Regions from separate parts of the Homo sapiens genome. Here region 1 is linked to region 2. Evidence: read pairs that join two places in POLR2A ChIA-PET (ENCODE). Cell type or tissue: OCI-LY7. All regions are shown on one strand. Links, peaks and the distances in the headings refer to the core of each region. The heading gives the core; the rest is flanking DNA. Region 1 overlaps POLQ (DNA polymerase theta). Region 2 overlaps CD86 (CD86 molecule).

The links. Peaks named below come from ENCODE experiments on the same cell type or tissue, not always from the same donor. Only the 100,000 strongest peaks of a DNase experiment are listed, where the experiment ranks them.
Region 1: POLR2A ChIA-PET joins it to region 2 with 5 read pairs; 1 of 35 experiments calls an interaction of 5 or more read pairs at or near these places.

The regions. Positions count from the first base shown.
Region 1 is chr3:121,430,336-121,434,731 of GRCh38, reverse strand. POLQ (DNA polymerase theta) reads left to right here. Exons shown (of 30, transcript NM_199420.4): 29 at 1,699-1,814; 30 at 2,315-3,301. The coding sequence ends at 2,428. Among named protein-coding and RNA genes, the nearest start is that of POLQ, 110 kb to the left of the region's middle. RefSeq lists an enhancer at 2,424-2,473. In OCI-LY7, for the core only: no CTCF peak of the experiment used is centred there; a DNase peak (open chromatin) is centred at 2,411.
Region 2 is chr3:122,089,337-122,093,732 of GRCh38, reverse strand. CD86 (CD86 molecule) reads right to left here. Exons shown (of 7, transcript NM_175862.5): 2 at 2,083-2,132. Among named protein-coding and RNA genes, the nearest start is that of CD86, 36 kb to the right of the region's middle. RefSeq lists an enhancer at 1,240-1,349. In OCI-LY7, for the core only: CTCF peaks have their summits at 830 and 1,033 (motif pointing right); DNase peaks (open chromatin) are centred at 1,042, 1,459 and 1,882; H3K4me3 peaks cover 1,523 bases; H3K27ac peaks cover 2,109 bases.

The sequences.
Region 1 (4,396 bases), core at 298-4,297, 660 kb after region 2:
TACAGGTTATAGAGAATAATACAGCCAGTTATAACGTGTTCACTTACGTACAAAAATACGTAGATAACAAAAGTTTATTTTCTCATTAAGTGAGGATTATTAATATTGTCATCAGTCCCCCTTGAAATACCTGAGGCCCCTCATTCATTTTCAGTGTGGGACTATGTGTGTATATACACACACATACACATTTATATTTAATTGAGAGAGAATATATAATTAAACTCATTTGGGGAGTAATACTGTGCTGTGTGCTTTGGGGATTTAGAAGTAAAAGTTATCAATCTATCTTTAAATTTAAGTTCTATTTAAGAAAGGAGAGGAAGATATGATACCTGACTGAAGTATTTGTATTAATTCCACACAGCAGAGTGATAAATGTCAAAATGAGGATACAGACAGTAATGACTTTAAGAGTCAGTGGAAGGCGATATGGCTCTGTCGCTGAGGATGGCTTCATGATGTCATGCCAGCTTAAAGTAGCACTAGGTCAGTAGGATGAAAGGAAGGTGAGCATGAGGAAGCAGACCATATGGGGAACAAGAGCATCATGGCATTCTAGGTCAGAAGCCAGGTAGCCAAGGGAAATCAAGAGGGCAAAGGCATGGTCATCAGAAAGCAGAAAAGCTAGAGCATCCAGACAGTCAATGGTGTGAGCCAAGTGTGGCTTCATGGGGCAGATCCGATTTCAGCTGAACAGGTGAACAGAGGTACAGCCTTTGCAGTCCTAGTGTGGAAGCAGCTTGCTGCAGCCTCAGGTGATTTTGTTTGCTTACTGTGTGAGAGCCACCTCTGAGCAAACTGGCACTGCAGATAGTGACAGTTGAAGAACTCTCTCCCTGAGGGAAGCACCAGATACTGAGGGAGATGTTACTCATGCTGGACCTGAAAGATAAGTAGGGAATTTGGACAACAGAAAGGAAGATGACTACTGTGAGGTTTAAGCAAACAAGTAAAGGCAGTTCCAGTAAAGGTGTTCATGTTGAGCTTTATCTTTTTGGTCAGAAGGGCATAATCTGTACCACTAGATCCAGCTAATGAGGAAATAGTAACTAAGTCTAGTATATATTTTGGAGTTATGGCTACTGGAAGGTATGGATTATCTCCACAGAAAAACGTACAGACATAGACTCTTACATATAACTGCAAGGGGTTTATGTACTCTCTGAAGTCCACTTTGGGAGCCTAGGTTTTACAATTACTTGTTTGGAGTGTGTACGGTTCAATTGGGGAAGCACCAGTTCTATCACGATGACACTTCTGGCCATAAAAAGACATGAGGGAGTGTCCCCCTTAAGAAACAGTGCCTAACAATATTAGTTTGCTTTCCTGGGGCAGGAATCAGGCCCCATACCTCCCTGGTGCTATTACTCAGATGGTGGTTGGGGGACTCCATGGATAGAGAAAATGTTAGTTATTCATGAGAAATAAGTTGGACTAGAGCTTGGAGCAGAGTTCCTCACACCCCATTTACTGACTTCTTTGGGAGACTCCTTCTTTCTAGGAGGAAGTTTGTGAGTTTATACCGGATACTTAGGGTAGGTAGCGACCAGCAAGTAGTTATTTTCCTGATAGTTCTTATTCTTGTGTGTTTTAATCTTCTCATTAAAATTCCTCAGAGTTACTCAGAATCTCTAAAAACATTCTCCTATGACTTAGCGACATGCTGATCAGTTTTGCTCCTTTTTCATGAAGTAGGATTGTCACGAAAGAGAAAACTGCAAGGGATGTTCTGCCCAATCAGAGGAGGCTTCTTCATCCTTCAACTCCATGATGAACTCCTATATGAAGTGGCAGAAGAAGATGTTGTTCAGGTATTTTTGCAATGCTTGTGTCCATTCCATAGGAAGACAAGACACTGTATTGTCAGGCCGACAGCTTTGTTTCCTGTGCATGAGGATTTTGGAACTCTACCCTAGCCCTGGGATGGCTGTATAAATATTGAGTCCTTACAGGTAGAAAAGGAGCTAAGAGTGTTCCGTTTTGTACTAGTTCTTAATAAGTGAAGAATTGCCAATGCAAGATGTTTTTGTCTTGGAGGAATTAAACAAAAATTTGGAGTCTTTCCCTTAGGGTTTCTAAGCTCCAAGCATTCTAGCAAAAACTTTCAGAAATTCCTGCTCATCAGTGAAGAAGAGTATGAGATGTCTTTTTATTTATTCATTTATTTATTTTATTTTTTATTTTTTCTGATTTAGCATTTTAAGCACCATTGGGTGAAGAGCTCCAGTCTGGTTTATAACTTTCTCAGGGGATGGTTTGGGAAACATTCTTTGACTGGGCAGTTTGTTAACTACATTTTTTTTTTCCTTAGGTAGCTCAGATTGTCAAGAATGAAATGGAAAGTGCTGTAAAACTGTCTGTGAAATTGAAAGTGAAAGTGAAAATAGGCGCCAGCTGGGGAGAGCTAAAGGACTTTGATGTGTAACTGTGCTGTTGATGAAGTCCTCCCAGGGAAGCCTGTGCAGATGCAGTCACCTGGAAAGAACAGAGATTACCCTTTCACCTACCTCAGCAAAACAAACTTTCAAGTCTTGATAGACTTAGCCTAGTAATTTTATAGTGAGAGTTTCAAACTATATATCAGTGTCTATAGCATCAAAAACTTCTGGGGGCGTGGGGGAAGTAGAATACCAAGTATAATAGTTACATTCACTTTCAAAGAGCATCTATGAATTTGCCTTTTGTAACTTACTGTGGCTTTAAACATATTCAGAACAGATGCTTGAAATATGCACTTAGCACTTTGGTTCCACATCTGTCTGGGTAAACCATGAAGAAAATGAAGCTGCTGCCTCAATCGACCCAGACAGCAGCCATAGGCAGATAAAGATTTGGTTTCACCCTGGTGGTGGTAGGCATCGTGTGTGACTTTTTTTCCTCTAATATCAATTTTACAGTACGGAAATAGTATTTTAAAATAGTATTGGCTAATAAATTATGAATTCTATAAAGTAGTAAGACTTGGTATGGTTGGAGTGTAGGAATGAATATTCATGAAATGTTTCTTATTGCTTTTCCTTCCCTAATTCATACAATGAATGTATTTGGAATACTTACATATTATAAAATAAACTATACCTCTTCAAGAGGTATCCTGTTCTGTAAGATCAGATGTTTTTATTGCAGGTCAATATAATACTGCCAGAGACAGAAAATACCCCCTTATCAGTCCCTTAGTGCCTCTTTCTGTTTGTGGCATGGTGAGAAAACCCATGCTGAAAAGATTGTACTTTGTGATCCCAATCAGAGGGATGGAGCTAATCTTTTTGCTGTTGAAATAAAATGAATTTATGAGAAACTTTATATCAACAATTGTTTTGTTAAAAATTATAGTTGGTCTAAGAGTGTCCCTTATTTAGTTACTCCATAGCTTGTTCATAGGAAACACTGATTATATTCTTAATCAGTTACCAGAAGAGCTCTTTTATGTTTATTAATCAGAATAATGAAAAAAGATAGTTGCTTTATAAAATGTAATGCATTATCAGTAGTTGGGTATTAATGCATAAGAGACTTAGACATAGTTTTTTTGGGGTGGCAGGGTGAGAAAGGCAGAGATGGCAGCAGTAAGAGGGAAGAATATCATTATTTCTTTTTCCATATTTACCTGTACTATGTTTCTCAGAAGCTGAAGTGCTGTCAGTATTCTGGTAGGCTTGAAAGATCTGGCACAAGAGAAAGCTCAATCTGTTTACCTGTGAGTGTTCTTCAAACATGAGGGCAAGCAAAAGTCCCTTCTGCCTCATTCTCTGCAGCCATGGCCCAGCATGTGTAGTCACATGCATTTTCTCATTCTGTTTGACCTGTCAGCTGGACCTGAAACAGGCCATCCCCATTTTGCATGATTCAGATGTGCACAAATCCCAGTTACTATGGTTTACTTAATAACATGAGTCTCCCCTGCAACACAATTCAAATTTCAGTTACCAGTGGATATTAACTGTGAGTAACTGCATGAAATTCAAACTTCACTGATAGTTCTTCAAACCACAACCACTGTGTAAATAAGAAATGCACATTGTGTTATGCAGAATAATGCCCCCCACCCCAAAGTTCACATCCTAATTCCTAAAATCTGTGAACTATTATATTACATGGCAAAAGGGACCTTGTTGATGTGATTAAGTTAGAGATCTTGAGGTGGGGGATTATCCTGGATTATCTGAATGGTTCCATTGTAATCACCAGGGTCTTTATAAGAGGGAAGCAGATGGTCAGAGTCAGGGAAGATGTGACAACAGAAACAGAGAAAGATTTGAAGATGCTACACTGCTGGCTTTAAAGTTGGAAGAAGGGGCCATGAGCCAAGGAATGCAGGAACCCTCAAAAAATTGGAAAAGGTAAGGAAATGGATTCTCTCCTAGAACCTTTTGAAGGGATGTAGCCCCGCCAA
Region 2 (4,396 bases), core at 73-4,072:
AGTACCAGGCACAAAGTAAGGGATATATATATATATGCATATACTGTCATGTATTGCACAGCCACATTTCAGTCATATACAATGGTGGTCCCATAAGATTATAACACCATATTTTTACTGTATCTTTTCTATGCTTAGATATGTTCAGATACAAAAATACATACCATTGTGTTACAACACCTACAGTATTCAGCACAGTAACATGCTGTGCAGGCTTGTAGCCTAGGAGCAATAGGCTGTGCCAGGTAGCCTAAGTATGGAGCAGGCTATGCTATCTAGTTTTGTGTAAGGACACCCTATGATGATTATACAATGACAAAATCGCCTAATAATGTGTTTCTCAGAACGTACCCCTGTTGTTAAACGATTCATGACTGTGTGTATATATGCATTTATCAAATAAATAAAATAAGTCATGTGCGATGGCTCATGCATATAATTCTAGCACTTGGGGAGGCTGAGGTGGGAGAATTGCTTGAGCCCAGGTAATCGAGGCCACAGTGAGCTGTGACTGTGCCACTGTACTCCAGCCTGGGTGACAGAGAAAGATGCTGTCTCAAAAAATAAAATAAATAAAATAAATAAATAAGAAGTGGGATGAGAAGGGAATCTTACTGGATAATGTTCTCTAGAGTCTTCTTGCCTTGCTCTCTGACACACACATACCTCCCACATCCCCAGGAGCTAAGGTAGCAGGTCATGGGCCCTGGGGGTTGGAAGCTGCTGTTGTTACCTAAGTCAGTGATCAGCTGGCACATCTACAGACCTTGCACTCAAGGACTCCACAAGCTCAAGGTGCTAAGCAGAAAAACAGAAATCTGAAAAGGCTTATCCCAGCCAGCATGGATCTGAGGGACCATCTCTTTGTAGTTCCCTGACTCCTCATCATCCACAGCAGACATGGGGACAGTGGCCAAGGGCCTGGTGTGTGGCCATCTGGAGGAGGTGAACTCATGGCTGGTGGCCTGTGGGTGCTGTAGCCAAACTTCAGGCTCAGTTCACCTCCCTGTCTTAGTGGGGTGGCTTCCCTCTCAGGCCTGCAGGTGGAGACAAGGAGCAGCAGGAAGGGGTGGGCCAGGAGTAACTACGAGACACTGAGTCACAGGATACATGGCAGGGACCGCAGCCAACTCCTGTTTATAGATGAAGAAACTGAAACTCAAAGTGGAACTGTAAACAGGGAAGATCTGAGTTTTGTGAGGCTGGATGCTGTTAAAATTTTGAGGGGAGGTGGTGGATAGTTAAGAAAAAGAATGTAGAATTCAAATACAAAATGCCCCTGACTGCTAACACCACCAGACAGGAGAATGGCATGGAGGGAAAAGTTGCAGAGGAAGGAGACAGTGGTCATAACTTATTGTGGTTACAATATCTTACTTATTCAAATTTTACCAAAGCATAAGACAGGTGACCACACTGCTAGGGGGCCCTTCACAGGGTCTTGAGGGGGATTTAGAAAGGGTTGTGCAAATGGAGGGCTCTGAAGCTTCAGCTTCATTGGCTCCACTATAAATCAGCTGACACAATTAGCTGAACATCCATAGTTGTCAGGAAGCCGTGGCAACCATGAGGTATGTGCATGGGCTGTAGGGAAGGGAGTGAGAGAGGGTAGGGAAGTCAGGGACGTGAAAGCCAGTGCTCCGAATGAAGGGAGACTTTTGGAATTCTGTCAGTTGTTTCCTAGGAGCCTGAGAAAGACAGAAACAGGGTCAGAGAAGACCAGAAGAGAATATGTGTGGAACAAAAGAGTCAAGTCTCAGGGGCCTCAGTGCAGCAGCCTTCCCCCATCCCCATGGGATGGGCCAGGCTACCCTACTCTGAGCATCTAGGCTCACTGATGTGAGACTGCAGAGGAGGAAGAAGCACACGGGGGGGAGAGCTCCATCCCAGCTGCCTGCCATCAGCTGCTCTCAATCATAACACTTCCTTCTTCTCCAGGAAAGTCTTTTTTGCATGTGGTCTTGTACAATGCTCAGTAGAAAGTGAGTAAAACCCACCAAGTCTCAGGCCTGGGCTTGCTGTGGTCAGACTCATCAGGAGACAGTAGGATTCCAGGACTTAACAAAGCTGAAAGGTTCTTACCAGAGAGCAGGAAGGCCATCACAAAGAGAATGTTACTCAGTCCCATAGTGCTAGAGTCGAGAAAAAAAAAGGTAAAACTTGATTAGAAAAGGAAACTGAAAACCGATGTTCACCAAAACATGACCTGGACGTGGAGTTTGGGATTCACTTGGGTTCTCGGGTGTGCAGAGACAATGCCAGGGCTTCATCAAAGCCATTTCCTTTTGCTCTTAGCTCCATCGATAGGTCACATTTCCCAGCCTCCCCTGCAGTTATACAGGCCATGAGACTGGCTTCTAGCCAATGGAATTGTGGGCAGAAAAGATGTTTCTTCCAGATCTGGCTGCTAAAGTCTCTTCTCTTTCCTCCCTCTCCTGCCTTCTTAGCAGCAGGGGATCCAGAGGAAATGTCCAAGGGCCTAGAAAATCGCAAAGTCTCACAATGGAAGAGATCTGGTTTGCTTAATAAACTAATAAAGCAGCTCTCTTTACACCTCTCCCACAACTGATCTACAATGGATTGTGATATTGGCAAAAAATAAAATTTGAGGGATTGATTATTGCAGTAGCTAGTATTATTTATCTTGACCAACATAACAGGCATGATGGGGGCAATCGGTTAGTATTGCATTTACGCTTAGAAATCTGCCTTCCTTTTGTTTTCCTGTGGTTCTCAAACTTGAATGTGAGTAAAAATCACCTGGAGAGTTTCCTGGGCCTCAACCACAGAAAGTCTGGCTTAGTAAGTTGGGATGAAACCCATGAATTTTTATGTTTAACAACATAAGGTGATGACAATGCTGCCGGCCTAAGGACCACGCTTTGAGAGCAATTCACTTAATCTACATGATGAAGCCAAGAAAAAGGATATGCTTTGCTTTATAACCTCTATCTTCTTTCTTCCTCTCCCTCCTCCCTCCTTCACTACCCACGCACTTACCCTAACTAGCACCAAAAAGGCTGCTTAGTGGCTTATAAGGAAGCAAAGAATAAGGAGAGGTGACCAACATTAGATGCGATCAGGCACATTCAGGATGGTATGGCCATACACAGGAAAGATGACCAACATGAGAAACAGGTGGAAAAGCAAACCAAATACAGGAATATGATACAGAGCCAAGGACAAGGCCAGTGCTAAATGCTTGCCCTAGAAATCTGCCCAATTTGCACTGAGGGGGACATAAATTTGGCTTATAGCTTTTTAACAGCCAATGTAAAAAGGAAAACCTAACCAGTGAATTAATTCACAGGTCTGTCCACTAAATTCATAGGTCTGTTGATAAAAACAAATCAATTCTTTCCAGGAAAAGATGCACAACTATTCTTGATCGAATAGCAGAAATGTATGCCCCAGACGGTGTTGTCTAGAAGCCATATGTGTTTCTTTCCTCTGCTCTCATAGCACCCAGTGCAGGACATTGGGCTAGAAGTGTCTGTTATGTTTTTTTTCCTTCTAGACTATACCTTTTCTTTTTTTAATAAATATTTTTGAATAGATCATGGTACTAAATGTAGATGGTACTAAATTTGAAAGATAAAGGTGATAAATAGTGGAAAGCAAGTCTGCCTCCCAGCCTTGTCCCTTAGCTGTCTAGTTTTCTTCCACAGAGGTAACAGGGGTGATCACTGTTACATGTTACCAGTTTCTTGCCTCTACTTAAAGTTACTTTAGACAAAACTAAACAAAAACATTGACCCATATTCTGTTTTCTTTTTATTTTTAAGCACAAATGGTAGCATACTATGTACGGTTTTGCACACATATGACTACCTTGGAGATTATTCTGTATCAGCATGTAACGAGTATCCTCATGCTAAAAGTTGCATATTAGTCTATTGTATTCTATTGGATGACAATAATATATATATATTTCCAGACCACTAGTGATGGATACTTAACGTTGTTTCCAATCTTTTGTTGCAATGGAAAACCTTGATTATATGCCATATCACACAGGTGGGAGTAAGCTATATTCCTAGAAGCAGAATCGTTTGACCAAAGGGTTGAAGAATAGTTGCAAATTGTTCTCCCCTGAGATTATACGTTTATGCTCTGATCAACACAAGAGTGCTTATTTTCATGTACCTTTTGCCAACATGTTTTCTAATTTGTGATCTTTAGCAATAGGAAATGGTGAAATTACATCTCATAAGTTTTAGAAATCTTTGTTATTTAGAAATCTTTATTAGTTTATGAGATTATACGTTTATGCTCTGATCAACACAAGAGTGCTTATTTTCATGTACCTTTTGCCAACGTGTTTTCTAATTTGTGATCTTTAGCAATAGGAAACGGTGAAATTAGATCTCATAAGTTTTAGAAATCTTTATTAGTT